Linked DNA regions of Homo sapiens: region 1 is linked to region 2. The links are chromatin contacts, found by Hi-C in ENCODE. All regions are on one chromosome and are shown on one strand. The core of a region is the stretch at or near the end of the contact, and the rest is flanking DNA. Distances in the headings are between cores, read along the strand shown. Region 1 holds the start of RYBP (RING1 and YY1 binding protein). Region 2 holds the start of FOXP1-DT (FOXP1 divergent transcript).

The links. Hi-C counts contacts between places; a loop is a spot of excess contacts on that map. Pooled maps may share reads with other maps.
Region 1: a loop to region 2 is called in a map of naive thymus-derived CD4-positive, alpha-beta T cell, with 4 times the contacts of the local background. The contact joins the promoter of RYBP here to the promoter of FOXP1-DT in region 2. A Hi-C loop is called at or near these places in 3 of 168 maps with a recorded cell type or tissue (CD4-positive, alpha-beta memory T cell and naive thymus-derived CD4-positive, alpha-beta T cell) and 10 of 50 pooled maps.

What each region holds. Positions count from the first base shown.
Region 1 is chr3:72,444,177-72,449,065 of GRCh38, forward strand. RYBP (RING1 and YY1 binding protein) reads right to left here and starts at 2,447. Exons shown (of 4, transcript NM_012234.7): 1 at 2,320-2,447. The coding sequence starts at 2,447. RefSeq lists silencers at 2,764-2,823, 2,884-3,293.
Region 2 is chr3:71,583,593-71,588,418 of GRCh38, forward strand. It overlaps FOXP1-DT (FOXP1 divergent transcript), which reads left to right and starts at 1,351. Exons shown (of 1, transcript NR_182289.1): 1 at 1,351-3,817. It overlaps FOXP1 (forkhead box P1), which reads right to left and starts at 136. Exons shown (of 21, transcript NM_001349338.3): 1 at 1-136. RefSeq lists a silencer at 9-248 and an enhancer at 326-620.

The DNA of each region.
Region 1 (4,889 bases), core at 1,197-3,696, 860 kb after region 2:
AAACAAATTATTCTAAAAATCACAAATATTGCCTATTACCCAGCATCCAAAACACAAGTTTTCTACTGCCATCAATCTATACCAAGTCTGATTAAAACTACACAAGATAGAAAATGTCAAGTTCATACTCAAACTTTTGAGGTACAAAAAAAATACAAGAGGGCCAAGAAAAAAACATGGCAGTAACCAGTATCACAAAGGGATTAACCAACAGTTAACACACAAGACAGGATAGGATGAAAACCTGTCAAACTCACTTCTCCACATAAAACCTGTTCATAATGTAGGAAAACCAAAACGTTATTTGCATTCCAACCAACGATGACTTCTGAATAGATCTAAAACACCAAAATATTGACAATAACCAAAATGAAACCAACTGTGGCCAGCTAAGAGTGTCATGAATGCACACAGTTTTCAGTCCTCACACCTGTTAAATCTGTATTCAAATTCTATTAAATGACATCAGAAAATTACTCGAAGACCCTTAAAGTAGACGCCTTTCCCTGTTCCTGAATAGACTCTAAAATATTTTCACTGTAAATAATTCAGTAGTTTTAACTAAGTTTCAACAGTCATCTGCGGCTCTGAAAAAACTTTAAACATACATACATACCTTTTTTAAAAGTCAACACCTTCCATGTGCTTCCGAAAAATTGATGAGTAAGGTTTTTTAAAATACATGTTAAAAGCTGAAATGCACTTCATTATGAGATAATCATTCCCAGCGATAAATCAGACATAAACTTTTGAATTTGGTTTACGTTTCTCTTCACCAGTAATGTTCTCAAGTTCTTAGGAGTTTCCTAATCATTTACTTGAACACCATCTACGGTAACACTCAAAGCAAAACCACAATAAAGAGGTTTGGCCTCTGAGGGCTTCTACATGTAAAAAACATTACTCATAAATAATATACAATCACTACTGCTTTAAATAACAAATACATTTCTAAAAACTTTCATGCCATTTGATGGAATTCCCTATTTTAGACAGCAAAACAAAATCTATGAAACTACTGATGCGTGTTTTTTACTTTAGATATATTCCATGATAATACAAAACACCGACAAAAATTTCTTAAAACAACGTATGGAGTAATATTTTTAGTTTTTGATTATTTTTATTCAAAGGTATCATCATTTAAAGAGTGCAATTCACAGAAACAATAATTAGGCCAATTAATCTCAGAGTTAGATTATTTTAGGTTGCCCAATAATCCTATTTAATCCCAAGTATAAATAAACCAATGAAACCTTAACATGACATATTCATCTAATCAAAGAACAATATCCAGTTGGAACTGTGAAGTACTACTACACAGTCACACTGAAATGTCACCAATTCAAAAATAAGTACCTGATAAAATGAGACTTTTGGCAATCAACTGTAATGTTCTAAAGGATCCACCAAAAACTCATTCTTGTCTCACACACACACCCAATGCCTGTTCATTAAATGACACCAAGAACAGTTTAACTTCAAACTCTAACGCCAATGAAACAAATTCAGACATAAATTAAAAGATGACCAAAAGACTACATGAGTCTTGACATTTTATCCAAGTATTTATGAATGTTAAATCTAAAGTAGTTAACTCGTTTTAACATCACATGCAGTTTACGACCTTCATCAAAATGAAAAGGAATTCTTTCAACATTCTTTTCATCATCACAGAGCTTTAAACACAAACTTCCACAGTCACTGCTCATTTCACCATTTTACAAAATCGTCCCCCATCACCACCCCACATAAGCTAGTCAAAGAAAAAAAAAACTGACAGCTCAGTCTCCCACAAAATGCACTTACTTTATCAAATACCGACATTTATTTTCAAGTGCAAGAAAGTAACAGACATTTGCAGCTCAAGACAGGAAAAGCACAGCCAGCCTTACTACCCCCACTAAATTTCTCAGACAAGAGAAAAGTAACTCGGGACAGGCAAATTAAAACCATTCTACACATGGCAAAAATATAAAACATCTATGTCCTACAATCCATAGCGATAGTACTGCTTCCTCTCTTCCCCAGCCAATACCAATAAGCCAATAGACACAAGTGTCAAATAAATCCAGTGTCCGTTTGAAATAAAATGAAAACCTGGAAAAATTCCCTCCCATAAATCATTTAGCGAACACAAGGCTTTTCACCCAACACTTAATACACTCAACCCAAAAACACACACAACCCACCCGCAAATACAAAAAAAGCCGTAATCAACAAGTTGGAAAAAGGGCAGAAAGTAAGGCTCACTACCCTCTCACTTAAAAAAAAAAAAAAAAAGTCCTTTAACAAAAGGTAACACAGATCTTCAAGTACCTGGTGGAGGTGCCTTTCCTCACATCGCAGATGCTGCATTTAAAGGCTTCAGCACTGTTTCTGAAGGTGCAGACGCTACAATCCCAAAACCCTTCGTCTGCGGCAGGTTTCGCTTGTCTTTTTGGCCTTCCGAGGAGTGGAGAGTGGGGGAAAAGGGAGGGAAGAGGCAGGGAGCAGGAAAACGGGGGAGAGACAGCAAAACACAGACGCGGGTGAGCCGTCGTAATTTCGCAGGAATCCAGTGCTGGAAACTTCGCTCGGGAGACCACCCACCCACCCTTTCCGGGGACTGGAAGAGAGAGCGAGGAAGGGAACCGGGCGCCCCCACTGGCACCCTGCAAGCCCCGGGCCCGGGCCGGATAGCCTCGCACACCAGGCGGTGGCGGCGGCGCCCCGGGAAGGGCCGCGGCGGGCGCAGGAAGCGGGCGGACTTGTGGACTTGAGCGTGGGGCTGGGGGGGCCGGGAGGGGAGCCGCGGGCCGGATCTGGAGGGGGCGCGCAGGGGCAGCCCGAGGCCGGCGACGGGGAGTGGGCCGGCTCCTTCCCTCTCCACTCCCAAGCTCGCGCCCTCCCTCCCTCCCCACCTGGTTAAATCCATCACAGTCTCCGGACGAGACTAGTCCCCGCCAGCGCCGCCTCCGCCGAGTGACTGACGAGGGGCGGGGCCTGGCGCCGCGCGTCACGCGCCGTGCGGCCAATGGGAGGGCGGCGGCCGGCGCCGCGAGGGCGGAGGCGGGGCGCGGGGGAAGGCGGGGCGTGGCGGACGTGGGCCGGGCGGTCGGTGTGCGTGCCCGGGAGTGTGTGCGCGCTGGGGGCGCGCGTGCCTGTCGGTGGCCCCGCGGCCCGGCGCGGCGGAGCGTGCAAGCCCGGCGGGGCGCACGTGGCCGCGCCCGGGAGCTGGCAACTGGCTTCGGGCCCCGCACGGCGCCCCGTGAGGCTGTTGCCGGGACCCCGGCCCCGAAGCCGCCCCGGGGAAGTAGTTCCACGCAGTTTGCGCGCGCCGCGGGAGCTTGCAACAGCCTCACCGCTCGCAGCGCCTCGAGGCTTGCAGTGCCCAGGGGCCGACAAGGTCCACCTTTGGACCGCGTTCCCCCGCGCCCCTCTGTTCCTCTGCCATGCGGAGCTTTGTATTTGCCTCTTCTGAAGTCCCTGCGTCCGGCCGAGACGCTGGCCCGAAGCCCCACTCCCTGTCAGGCCCCTGTCGCGGGAGGGAACAGTAGAGAAAGGGCGTGGCATAACTAAATGCCCCCAGGCCAGACTCTGAGCTTCTGCTGGCGGACTCCTCCTGGGATCCTCCTCTCCCCTAGAGTCTAAATAGGGCGTTTCCTTAGGGAAGTTGCTATTCAAATTCTGGCGACCACATGCCCGCATTAAAACCTCGTGCCTCAGCTCCTTCATCTCCAAAATGGGGCTCATCCTCCCAGGGTTGTTTTGAATATTCGGAGAAATCAGGCATGGAAGGTTCGCTGATGGATGCCTGGTATTCACGAAGGACCAAAACAAGATATTGGGTATTAGGAGCTATTATAACTGGGCCTGAATTGTGCACCATTTCCCCCGCGTTCGATTTTTGAAGTCGAGGAACAGGGTAGTGCCCTTCACTTTCTGCCCTGCTCCAAAAACGCTTGCCAAATTGACTTGAACGTGACTCAGGACCCTCTGTCCTCAGGCAGGGAGATCTGGTAGGAGGACGACCCCAGATGATAAAAGACACAGACGCGGCTGTGCTGAAGCCCCAGGTTAGGGGAGGGACGGAGTCTTAGAATGCTGCTAGGAGTTGGGGCCCGGGGGTGGGGGGATTGGAGTTAAGACAGACCCTCAGCCAGGTTTATATGCAAATATAAAATAGGTTGTTATCAGGACTGCCCCATGGAAGGGAAGCATATCAGGGCTTGCCACCAGGGAAGCTCACTGAGACTGAGCACCCAGGGAGCAGAAATTCCTAGAGATCAGTCCAGGGATCAGAAGGGAGAGAATAAAAGAGAGAATGAATGTGTCAACAATAAGTTTGATCAGCACGCAGTGTCCTCTCCAGGCAGGCGCACCCAGGAGGGCCAGGAGAAGCAACACTGTTTAGCAAGGGTCAGCAACCTCTCAAGGCCTCAATGCCACAGCTGCCTCCTTAGGGGAGGGATGAAAGAAGGAAGAGGAAGAGAGAGGGATAGCGTTCTAGGGGTAAAAGGGCCGTAGAAAGCCAAAGGGTACGTACACAAGCCATGGCCCAGTGCAGCTGCGCCATGGAGCAGCCTTGGCCTCTGGTGTCTCCCTGGCATGCTCCCAGGACTCTGCCCCTGGCATGAAGGTCGTGACAGAAACGGGGCACTAAGAAATCCTCACTGGAAGAGTGGCCTCCGGGGAGGTAGCTGGGAGCCATAGTAGTGGAAAGGAGACTTTGTTATTATTCTATACATAGAATAAAATACACAAATTTTCACACTGCAGCTTAGTGCATACATCTACACCCCTCTTTCCACCATTAGAACAATAAAACATTTTATCCTCCCAATGAGTCATCCCTCACTTAGGTAACCACAATTCCGACTTCTGTCACCAAAGATTAGTTTTGCCTG
Region 2 (4,826 bases), core at 101-2,600:
GCAAACTAAGGTGTTTTCGGGCCTTTCCCCGCGCGCGCCCACTCCCGCCCGCGCGCGCACCCCGCGCACACACTCACTCGCGCACACACGCGCGCACACACGCACTCCCGGGCGAGGGCCGGGCCGCCGCGAGTACAGCGTGCAACCGCCACACAATAAATAACAATAGATTCCTCCGCTCCGGACTAGCTTCCCGGAGCCCAGCCAGCGCCGGTGGCGGCGGCGGCGGCGGCAGAGGCGCGGGCAGCACCGGCCCGGGGGCGCACCCCGGCCCGACCCTCTACCTCCCGCAGGGGTCCCCTCTCCGCTTCACGCACCCCGCTGGGCACTCCAGCGGCCCCCCGAGCGGGAGCGGCTCCCTCTTTGCCGTTCGCCGGGGCGCTGGCGCCCACCCCCCTCCTCCCTCCCCCCTCCCCCCCGACATCCCGGAACAAATAAATAAATAAGGCGCGCGAGAGAGGCCAACACGTCGCGGAGGGAGATGTTGTTATTTTTTGCTGTTGTGCGTCCCTGACGTCACATCCACCTGCTGGGTAAACAACCGGGCTCCCAGAAAAAAAAAATCGCAATTGCCAAAGAATGGGGGGGGGGGTTGGGGGGAGGGATCCAGGGAGGGGGAAGTGAGGGGCGTCCAGGCAGGATTGGAAAGAGGAGAGGGAGGCAGAGCCCCGCGGACCAGAGAGAGGAAGGGAACGCCAGAGCAGTCCCTGGCAACAGAGGGATCTGGCAGGAAAGACCTGGAAAATAAGGGGCAGGGGGGCGGAGGGGGAGATTCCTCAGGAGATGGGAAATGGGGGGCCCATTCAGACAGCGGAAAAAACGAGAAGGGAGAGTGTTAACTAGGGACGAAGATGGGAATGCGATGGCTATTTGCTTGGATTCTGAGCTAAAAATATGAAAGGGAGGGGAGAGGACAGGCTAGAATGTGAGTTTCCTCCAGTTAAAAGTGAAAGTGTTTTGCCATCAGTGACAGTTGAAGGAGAGCGGGGTGGGAGGTGGTGTTTTCAACCCCCTTTCTCCCTCTCTCCCGTCCTCCCTCGGTCTCTCCTCTTTCTTTCTGCACTTTGTCCAATGAAAGAAGGCGAGTTCGGGAGGTGAAAGTTCAGCAGAAGGACAAACCCCTGTTTGCAAGGAAACAGAAACCCCGCCAGCCAGCGAGGGGTTTTCTCCCCTGTTTCTCGGAATCAGGAGAGTGTGAATGTGGGACGAGCTTCTGCCCCCTTGTCAGAGCCACTGCAGGAATGTGCAATCGAGTCCACTTTGGGGGAAGGTGGCTGCATCAGGAACTGTGTTCTTGCCACGACTCCTCTTAGGAAAACGCCTGGGGGCTAGCATGTCAGTCCGTTGTTTAACACAAATTACCTGCTCTCCCAGTGATCAGTCACGTGCAAAAAGCTTTGTCCAATTCTTTGAAAAGGTGAGATTTTTTTTTTTCTTTTTGCGGTTTTTGAAGTTTGGTTGAATTTAGAAATTCGAAGGAATAAACTAAGAGCCTGAATTAAATGTTTTGAAATATACATACATAAAACAAAAGACACTAGTATTTCTTTCACTTTTATCAATACGCATAGAGAAGGAAGCAGAGTATGTGTTTCCAAAACGTGACTTGGAAAGCTGTAAGACCTCTATGTCTTGTTGTTGTTGTTGTTGTTGTTGTTAACAGAAGTAAATTTTTTCAGACCCACCACCACAGAAGTGGCCAGACTCCCAAACCAGCATTTCCAGCTACTGGCTGGCTGGTGTACACCAGGCCAATTCTTTATGAGAATATATTAAAAGTCACCCCTGTGGATTCCTACAAAGTACTTCCCCTTGCGGGGAGGGGAGAGGCTTACTGTCCCTTTGGTCTTGAGACCAGCACAGTTGTAGATAATATCCTGAAAAGGTTATTATTAAATTCTTTCGCGTAATGCCCCTTTACAAATATTGTTAAACATTAATTTACAGAAGAACTTAAATCTTAATTTCAAGGGTGGCATAAGACTATCGCTTTGAAATTGTATCTTTCGCAAGTTAAAAAAAAAAAATAACAAAGCCATTCGCTGATGCTACAGAATAAAAGAAAGGGAGGCTGCTAAGGTAATTTCAGCCTGGTAGAATTCACATTGCATGCATGCTGCATAAAGTTCCATGCTATCCAGATAAGACTATTCACTGAATCTTTTAGACTAGAATCTAGACCAATAAAATGCATTTTAGTTTGTATGGAATGTCCTAGCTTCCTAGAGGCTAGGGTTCGACGTCTTGTTTGTCAAGACATAAAGGGATTAATGACATACCCACTGTGTGCTAGACCACAGAGTGGGCACAGAGGGATGAAAAAATAAAAATTCCTGCCCTTGAGGAGCTCACAGTCTAAGCTGTCAATAATAACATCTAACATTTATTAAATACTATGATCTAGGCACTGAACTAAAAGCTTTATGTCAACTCAGTTAATACTGCCAACAACTCTTTGACATCACTGGAAATTCCATATGCTGAATTCACACGGAATTAAGTGGAAATCTACAAAGTAGCCAGTCTACTGGTTCTGTAGTGGTCAACCTATTAAAAATGGTTTTTAATTTCTAAAGTACTTTATGCCAAATATAACATGTTTATGGTATATGCCTGACTGTAGAATTATAACTCAGGGGAATAACGACTTATTTAAATGTAACAGATCTATTCATAGTCTGTAAAGAACAATTCATCCTCTGATCTTGTTTTTCAGATTAAGCAGTGTGTTTATTAAAAATTATTATCATCGCAATACTAAAAAGATCTTTAGATTGCTGCTAATCTGATTCTGCATTTTAACTGCCTTAAATTCTACATTCACTTGCAAGTGGGGGCCACAGTCAGGTTGGCAACAAGTTTTGCAGACAAAAGGAAATCCTGGTTGTAAATCCCATGATATATTGTACTCAATTTTGTATGATACTGTCTAATGTGCTGTGCTGCCTTATTAAAGAACTCGATGTCCATTTGGTTTACATTAGAGGGAAACTTAACTGCAGCTTAACATATTGTTCATTTTCAACACTGTCACGTTACATTCGTGGGGGGCAGATTTTAATTTCTTTATCAGTAATCAACTGGAAGTTTCTTTTTGTTAAATTAAAGCAAGAAAGGTTTTAAAATAAAGGGCATGGGGGTAGGACGCCACCTTTTGGTGATAAAACAAATAGAAATCCCTTCTGAAAACAGATGTTCCTGACATAATTTTATTTTTAATTACACCAAGGCAAAGGTGCTTGTCCCCATTTCGTTATATTTTAAGTAACAGGAGAAAAAAAAAACCAATGTAAATGCAAAATTAGCAAATTATAGTTAACTGCAGCCAAAATTTTCCCAAACGTATCAGAATATGTTAGTCCCCTGTCACATTACTGTTGATTGTATACACCAAACATGAGCTTCATTCACCAAATACCATGTCACTAAATATATGTACATTTGGGGAACAGAAACTGGAGTGGACATTTACCACCTGACGACGTACCTGAATGCTCTTGTAAGTTTTGAGTTGAACAAAAACTAAAACCACTTAATTTAGTGTTTCTTTAACCACAGTTACTGGTGTCCTGATTTTTGCCATATCTATATGACATAACAGTTCCCGAATAATTAATATACCATACTCATTGGAGGCCACTTATTATGGTAATTGTAGCAAACATTTTCATTTAAATCAACCTTCTTTTAATTTTTTTCTATTACTGCCTTAAATGGGAAATCAGTATCACCCACCATAAATTAAAAACAAGCACAGTAAAAACAAAGTCACTGATTTCTCTTTGAGGGTCAAAACAAAAATTAAAAATGATTTTTGAAAAAAGGAGGGAGAGTGGCAAATGTTGAGAAGGGTTAAGGACAAGAGTATCAATGGAAATTTTTGAATTTTTGTTTTTTCTCTCTCTTTTTTTCTGTTTTTTTTTTTTTTTTTTTTTTAACAACCAGAAGGATTTAAAGTGATCGGAAAGGAATACAGTTCTCAATGTGTGATTCAGTGTTATGCCATCCTAGTGCCAAGGTTCCTACACTTTAAAAAACATGGGCATAACTAAGAATATCGCATTACAGATGAGGAATCTAAGGCCCAGGGATTTCATTTGCCCTCCAAGGCAAAATAAATTTGGTTACTGGTTGGACAAGGATTAGAATCCAGGTGTCCTGACTTTGTGGGTTTCCATCTCACTCTTTCCACTAAAGTGACCAATCCTCAGACTTAAGTGGTTTGTCTAGCTTCTCAGAAACAGCTAACCTACAGACCCCTTTACAGATCTGGGAGAAACTGAGGCCACAGAGGGTCAAGAACAAGTTCAACCCCCTGCTCACCGTCCTTTCTCTCCACCCTCTCTCCATAGATGTGACAGACATCCAGGTGGGGGTCAACACAGCAAAGAAAGAAGGGAGGGTTGAGAAGAGAAAAGTGGATTCAGAGAGGGGAGGTTAGTAAGCGTGGGCAGACCATTCTCTAAATGAAAGCTTAAACTCAGTTGCCTTCCAAGAAGATAAAAATGGCTAATGAAAATCATGTGCTTCACAGTAAGTGGTAAGAGGAGCCCATCCTCTGTGTCCTCATGTCCCTATATGTCCACACCGGAAATCAGCAGGGGATCTCTTGTTTTAAAGTATACAATATTAACAGGCACACTCTGAGACAAAACCACATTTGATAATTTGAGTGGGTGGAAAAGCTAGTCAGGGAACGGGGAATGACCCTAGCTTAAAAAGTGTTTTCCCCCACAACAAAACTTAAGAGGCTCAGAGTTAAATCTAGAAACAATAGTGCTTTTTCTGTTTTTCTAACTGGAGAGTGAGACCTTAGTTACCAAGAC